2 separate regions of the Homo sapiens genome follow, and region 1 is linked to region 2. A link is an interaction called in ENCODE POLR2A ChIA-PET data of the cell type or tissue named here. Cell type or tissue: PC-9. All regions are shown on one strand.

Evidence for each region. ChIA-PET counts read pairs that join two places held together with the same protein. Peaks named below come from ENCODE experiments on the same cell type or tissue, not always from the same donor. Only the 100,000 strongest peaks of a DNase experiment are listed, where the experiment ranks them.
Region 1: POLR2A ChIA-PET joins it to region 2 with 8 read pairs; 2 of 35 experiments call an interaction of 5 or more read pairs at or near these places.

The regions. Positions count from the first base shown.
Region 1 is chr7:140,799,268-140,803,267 of GRCh38, reverse strand. BRAF (B-Raf proto-oncogene, serine/threonine kinase) reads left to right here. Exons shown (of 18, transcript NM_004333.6): 6 at 1,708-1,856; 7 at 2,787-2,906. Among named protein-coding and RNA genes, the nearest start is that of NDUFB2-AS1, 100 kb to the right of the region's middle. In PC-9, no CTCF peak of the experiment used is centred here; no DNase peak of the experiment used is centred here.
Region 2 is chr7:140,988,392-140,992,391 of GRCh38, reverse strand. The region is part of intron 4 of LOC105375536 (a long non-coding RNA gene); the gene reads right to left. The region is part of intron 1 of LOC107986720 (a long non-coding RNA gene); the gene reads left to right. Among named protein-coding and RNA genes, the nearest start is that of MRPS33, 25 kb to the left of the region's middle. In PC-9, no CTCF peak of the experiment used is centred here; a DNase peak (open chromatin) is centred at 1,611; H3K27ac peaks cover 706 bases.

The sequences.
Region 1 (4,000 bases), 190 kb after region 2:
TTTTGGTGATTATTTTCATCTTACTAAATACAGTTACACATTGCCTGATGACTGGGATATGTTCTGAGAAATGCATCAATGGTGATTTTGTTATGTGCTTACACAAGCCTACATGGTATAGCCTAACTATACAACTAGGCTATATGGTAGAGCCTATTGCTTCTAAGCTAATAACCTGCACGGAATGTTACTGAACTGAATGCTGTAGGTAACCTTAACACAGTGGCAAGTTTGTGTATCTAAACGTAGAAAAGGTACAGTAAAAATACAGTATAAAAGATCAAAAATGGTCTACCTGTGTAGGATACCTAATATGAACAGAGCTTTTAGGACTGGAAATTGCTCTGGTGAGTGAGTGGTGAGTGAATGTGAAGGCGTAGGACATTACTATTTGTTACTGTAGACTTTTATGATAAACATTGTACACTTAGGCTACAGTACAGTTTTAAAATTTTTCTTTTTAAAAAGTTTATAAAGTAAAAAATTTACATTAAACTAAGGTTTAATTTTTTTTAACTTTTTGACTCTTGAAATAACAGTTTCAAAAGTTTAAAAACATTATATAGCTATACAAAAATATTTTATGTGCTTATTCTATAAACTTCTATTTTAAAAATTTTTAATTTTTCTTTTTTACTTTTTAAACTTTTCTGTTAAAAATGAAGACACAAGCTGCACACGGTGGCTCATGTTTGTAATCCCAGCACTTGAGGAGGCCTAGGCAGACGCATCACCTGAGGTCAGGAGTTCAAGACCAGCCTGGTCAACATGGTGAAACCCTTCCTCTAATAAAAAATAGGAAAATTAGCCAGGCCTAGTGGCATGTGCCTGTGGTCCCAGCTGCTCGGGAGGCTGAAGCAGGAGAATCACTTGAACCAGGAGGTGGAGGTTGCAGTGAGCCGAGATCGTGCCACAGCACTCCAGCCTGGGCGACAGAGCCAGACTCTGTCTCAAAAAAAAAAAAAAAAAAAAAAAGACACAAACATACACATTAGCCTAGGTCTACACAAGGTCAGGATCTTCAAGGTATCACTAGGCAATAGGAATTATTCAACTCCTTTATAATCTTATGGGACCACTGTGGTATGAAGTCCATGATTAACTGAAGTGTCATTATGTGACACATGACTGCAATTATCTTTTAGCCACAATTTCTTGCTTTATTAACTTTAGATATCATATACTGATTACTGATTGTATAAGGAATTAGCTCATTTATAGTTCTTCCTCTCCCTCCTCTCCCCCAATATTTTTATTAGTAGTTTTTTGGTTCTTCTATTGGGTGCCTTTGTAACTTTAATATATGCCTTTCTTGTTCCGTCAACACCAGTCGGCATTTCTTAACCTCCCTTCTTTGTATGATAATTAAAGTATAGGCTTCTTCCTTTCACCTCTGTTTCCTCCTCCTTTTCATGTCTACTTTTACTTTTATGTTGTCAAGCTTGAAATCAGTTGCCAGCCTTTTACTCATTTCTCATTTTTTAACTTCTGGGTTTTTAAGTTAGATAGTGGGGTGGGAAATAAATATGTGTAGTCCATCTATTATCTTGAACCCCCGGTTTTCATTTTATAATAGTACTTTAGTATGTGAGTTTCATGATATAAATATATTACAACTTTGTTATTTTAAACAAGAGAGTAGATACGTCAGTTTCTAGAAAGTTTTCTTGTGAGTTTTTGAAATCTCTGTGATTTTTTACTTTGCAGGTACGAAAAACGTTTTTCACCTTAGCATTTTGTGACTTTTGTCGAAAGCTGCTTTTCCAGGGTTTCCGCTGTCAAACATGTGGTTATAAATTTCACCAGCGTTGTAGTACAGAAGTTCCACTGATGTGTGTTAATTATGACCAACTTGAGTAAGTAATCCAAAAATATCTCTTTTCTACCTACCATTTTACACTTAAATTTTCTTAATGTGAAGCTACGATGTCTAAAAGTCTGTGAGGGTTTTTCTTCCATACGATTGTTATAGAGAATTTTTTTTAAGTGTAGTTAGAGAATAATATGTGGAATGGACAGTATTTCTCTCCCAAATTGTAATGCTGGTTCAGCTATACAGTTAATTTATATTTTATATTATCGTTTAATTAATCAAGACCCCTAACCCATAGAAACCATTTTTGGATAGTTTCTAGGAGGAGAGGGAGAGTTGTTTCAATTAAATTAAGCATTATGATTTTGTACCACAGATCAGGTAGTCTGATTCTGTTAGCTATTTTGTAAATTACGTTTATATTCTTCCTCTCTCTCCTTCATCCCCATTCAGCTCCCTTCCCCCAATTTATTTGAGTAAGATGTAAAATTTTTGTATCCAGTATATATCTCTTTCTAAAATTTCTCTTTGCTGTATGCCAGTTTTTCTAATAGATTAGACTGAGTCTATTATCTCTTTTTGTGTCATTGGTGCTGCTGCTGTTAAAGTCTTACTTTTCTTGATCACCTGAGCAAATAAAACTTAACTCTGTACTTTAAGTAAATTATAATGTCACCTAATTTACAGTAGATACTTTTTATTCTCATTCTTTAACCATAAAGCATGATTTTCATCTTGTAGTATGTAGAAATTTGCTGAACTGAATGATTAGTTTTAAGTTATAAGCATGCCTTTGAAAGTGCAATACAATTTTTTTTAAAATAAGCCTTTAGACAAAAATACAACTAATTGAATTTTAACAGTTGTTTCTGAGAATGGAATTTGATCTCAGTTTTTTTGGTTAACTATGTATTTTGGTATATGAAGCTTCTGGGTTTTGCACAAGTTAGGTTTGTTTTGTTTTGCCTCACAGTTTGCTGTTTGTCTCCAAGTTCTTTGAACACCACCCAATACCACAGGAAGAGGCGTCCTTAGCAGAGACTGCCCTAACATCTGGATCATCCCCTTCCGCACCCGCCTCGGACTCTATTGGGTATGGTTTGACTTCTGCTCTTGGGCGACATGCTACTTGAACCGCTTTCTTTTGGATCTCCTGGTTAATTAGAAACCTTTCCAATGTTTAAATTGTTAAATTAAGGACTTTTTCCCCAAATAACTTATCATACCACTCAGATATTTACATGCATTTGATACAAATAAATGGGATTAAAGCTGACATAGACTATTTCAGAATCAGTCCTGAAAAAATCAATATTGGGTATGATTTGACTTCTGCTCTTCAGTGACATGCTTCTTGAACTGCTTTCTTTTGGATCTCCTGGTTAATTAGAAACATTTCCAACATTTAAATGCTTAAATTAAGGATCTTTTCCCCAAATAACTTATTTTATCACACCAGTCAGATATTTACTTGCATTTGGTACAAATAAGTGGGATTAAAGCTGACATAGACTATTTCAGAACCAGTCCTGAAAAAATCATGCAACAGATCATTTTGAGTCTACACCTTGAGTTCATCTTTTATTAGGTATAGAAGTATATGACTTCCACTTATGAAGAAGCATTGATATGTGAGACAATGGCAAACAATGTAAAAATAGTATATAATTATAATCTACAATTTATGATGGAGTATATTGAAGTATGTGATGAGGACATAAATGTATTCATGTTTACAGAAGGAAGAATAGTGAGGAAAAAGAGAGTGCTCAGGAAAACTTAATGAAGAAGGTGGTATTTGAACTAGACTTTAAAGAATTACTACAATCTGAACGGGCCTAGGGAATAGAAGCATGGTGAAAGGGGAATGGAGAAACAACAGATATAAAGGGAATAAACAGATATAAAGGGAATGAAGATGTTAGGTTTAGAAGCTAGTGAAGAAAGGTTTATCTAACTTAAGAACTACCATGTGTAAAACCAGATTATGGAGAGTCTTGGAATTGAGGCCAGAATTTAGACTTAAAGGTCTTTAAGCAGATTACTAACTTGATGAAAATGGCTTTAAAGAAAAAATCAATTAGCAGTGAAATACAGATGGATTGACAGAAAATTTAGGGTGAAGAAGGCCAACCTAGGATGTTGTTGGTAGTGAAAACTGAGAGAGGCAGTGAAGACAAGTTCAAG
Region 2 (4,000 bases):
ATACATTGAGTTAGACTTAAGGGAAAGTAAAGATTAACTGACACAAATTTGATTATACACAGCCTTTTAAAAATACCCCTATGATGTAAAAATTGAGGTTTGTCTATTTTGTGTTTTCTCTGCTTTGGATCTCTTCCCTTCTTTGCCCGTAGCTTGTGGTGGGAGACCAGCAGGGGTAAAAACATGACTTTCTTTCCTAGTGTCACGAGACCTACATTTTTTGTTGTTGTTGTTTTTTTGTTTTTGTTTTCCTCAAGTGCCTTGTCAATTAGTGTGAATTCACTAAGGCAATTATGCTCGCAGGATGGGCTCAATCCACCTACTGAGAATCATCAGGGGCTTCTCTGAGTCAGCAGGCTGGGCTGCAGCCCAGGAATCTGCATTCCCAACAAGCTCTTCCAGGTGTTAAATATGCCTCTAAAACATGAGAATCCCTTTTAGGAATTCTGGTGGAAGCAAAATTGAAAGAGATAAACTCTGGTTCCAAGCTGCTTATTTACTAAGCCCCAAGATGCAGGCATCCAGATGACCTGGGCTCTTACTTTGTGCTTGGGAATATATCAAAGATGCATTGACTTTGCATTGTGGTGTCCTCATCACCTAGTCTCCTTCAGCCTCTGGTTTTATCATTCTCTCCAACAAGCTCAGACATCTGTCTTAATTTATCCTTCGTGAGTCCTTGGTGTTGATAATTGTTTATCCCTCTAATATGATCTAGCATGATCTCTTGTTTCTGCAACAGTCTTTATGTGGGGATGTTTTGGGATAGAGGTAGTAAGCCCATTCCAATCCCTGGGTGCTAAATTGTAGCCATGTGGTCTGCTTCAAGCTATCTGTATAGGTTGTAAATTTTATTAGGGAAAAGAAGGCATGTCCACAATGATCTTTCTTGTGAAAAATAATCACCTAATCTCTCCCCCTCCTTCATTAATCTTAAGAAGTCTCCTATTCCATTTCACAATCAGCATAAATATCAGGGAAGATGAAAGTGAAGAAAAGCTCAGTGACCTCATTTTGAGATCACAATTTGTCTCTAGCACAACAAGCGGGCCCCCCCAGCTCTTCTCCAACTGCAGATAACAGTTTGCCATATTACCAAACCCTCACTGGCGCCAACACCCCAAGGAGGGTAGGCAACTGGGTGATGTATGGACAATAGAAAGAAGAGGAAATGAGTCCAAATCATCTACTGAACTATGACCACCCCAAAATGTTGTGGGTTTTTTGTTTTGTTTTGTTTTTTGTTTTTTGTCAAGTGTTCTGCAAAGGACAAGTGCCTATTTCTATGATTTTTTAAATGGTTTTTTTAAGGAAAAAAAAGTTTTGAATTTAAAACAAACCATTCCAAGTGATGTAGCTATTTTCTCACTAAAAATTAAATACCTGAGAAAGCATCATCAAAAAAAACTCAAAGGGGTGATTGGTGTTATGTTTTTCTAATTATTATTATTATTCTGAAGGAGCCCCAACCAATTTAAATCTTGTGAAAATACTACGTGTCTGGCTTTCTTCCCACCTCCTGCCACAGTCCCCTCACACTAAGGATTTCACCATTGCCCTGGATGCACAGGAACTAGCCTGGCCTGCCAGGACCTTTCCCTCACCTTTCCTGTAGTGCTTGCTCCCATGTCATCTGGACAAGTGGCCTCCAGGATGAGTCACTCTATTTATACCTGGGCTGGTGCAGGTACAATGCAGAATCTGTTTCTGAAATATCACAGTCTCAAAAAGAGGGCCTTTAGATACTTGCTATAAATTTTCTCGTGGCAAAAGACAAATGTGTGATCTCCATCTTGTTTCTAGGCTACACCAAGTAGCAGGCCTGGCTGAAACACACAACAGTTTACAGTGCTTAGAGCCTTTCTGCTCAAAGTGTGGTCCCCAGGCCCCTGGGATCTTGTTAGAAATGCAGAATGACAGGCTCGCTCCAGGCCTTCTGAATCAGAACCTGAATATTACTGTGCTCCAGATGGTTTGTATACACAGAAAGTGTGAGAAGCACTGGCCTAGGATTTGCATTAACTTTCAGAGTTCTTAGAGGTCACAGGTGTATAAGGAATCCAAAAGCCTTTCTGCCTTCACTCGTGCAATTCATTATTCTCTTTGCCTGAAATGTCTTCCATTATGTCTTACCAACCTAGAGCTCCTACTCATCCTTCAAGGGCCACCCCAAAGATCATATATCCATTGAAATTTTTCTGATACCCTCAGTCAAAACTAATTATTTCTTCTTCTCTGCTCCCTTGATATTTTACACCTACATCCAGTATATGTCAATATTACACAGCCTTCATATCATAACTACGTGCTCATTTGTCTGTGTCCCACAAAAGTGTGTTATTCAAGGACAAAGAACATTGATGTCCTTGTTCATCTGTGTTCTTTAGCACCCGGCCCAAGACTTGGAAGAGAAACTCAATACATATTACTTGAAAACTATCTTTTCATCTTTCCTTCCATTGTTTTAAAGTCACATAATAATAAACCTTATGCTGCCTAAAGATTTTAACCTGCTATATTTTAAAAACTATTCTATTTTTAATATGCTAATTTACAGCAATAATTCAAAAGCACTTCTGTTGGCCTGGAAACAATCTCTGAGTATACATTGGATTGGGATAACTATTTCTGCCCCCTTTCCCTCACACATACACCCCTTTCACAAAACATGACATATTCATTGCAGATGAAAAGCCAGACTACTGGATAAAACAGATATTTTTAGGAGGGATTGTGGGTGGAATAATAAAATAAACTATTATATTTATTCATTTATAGTAAGCCTTTCTCAGTACCTCTGATATTTTCTTACAGATATATAACTGATATTACTACATCAATTGTGACTAAAAGATGAGAAAATAGTAAGGAGAAGAAAGTAAAGTAGAAGTTAAATAGTGATCCAACTGTCGCAATAATTAATAGCTGTCTGCATTCTTAAAATAAACACAACAGAAAACATGTAGGTAATAATGGGCACTTAACAGAGTTAGCATAACCCCTCCAGTTAACAATTAACTCTTGGGAGACTGTAATCATGTACCAGCCTGCATGAGATAACACATAGTTTGCAAGTAATATACAAGGGCAACTCTCCCTTCTCTGTGCTGATAGCAATGCACACATGGCTGATTGTCACTGCTCTGTGGTGACCAGCAAGCAATGCACAGCTGTAAGCAGCTCATGGACCATAAGACTCATCCAAATGACCCACAAATTTGACTTAGCATTATTCACACTTGTTGCTAACATATGCTTCTCCCAGTGGTCATTAAGAGAAGCTATTTAGCTGCACTTTGTGCTTTCTACAGTGCAATAGTCCTTGCAATATTTATCAATAGGTTAAATATGAATACCCTTTGACTGAGGAATTCCACATCTATACCACAGAAAATAGAGGCAAATGCACAAAAATGTCAGTTGCAGTTTTTTGTTTTTTGTTTTTTTGAGACAGAGTCTCACTCTGTCACCAGGCTGGAGTGAAGTGGCGTGATCTCAGTTCACTGCAACCTCCGTCTTGTTGGTTCAAGTGATTCTCCTGCCTCAGCCTCCCAAGTGGCTGGGACTACAGGCCCACACCACCAGGTCCAGCTAATTTTTGTATTTTTAGTAGAGACAGGGTTTCACCATGTTGACCAGGATGCTCTCAATCTCTTGACCTCATGATCTGCCCGCCTTGGCCTCCCAAAGTGCTGGGATTACAGGTGTGAGCCACAGTGTCTGGCCATTAGTTGCAGTTTTTTATAGAAAAAGAAAGCAATCTACATGTTCATCAATGGGAAAATTAGTATATGAGTCATACTACATCCATACCCTAGATATTATAGAACTACATTAGTTATATATAAAAAAACAGAGGTATATGTATATGTACTGACATGGGAAAATGTCAGTAATATAGCATTTTACAAATCAAGCAGCGGGCCAGGCATGGTGGCTCACGCCTGTAATCCCAGCACTTTGGGAGGCCAAGGCGGGCAGAACACCTGAGGTCAGGAGT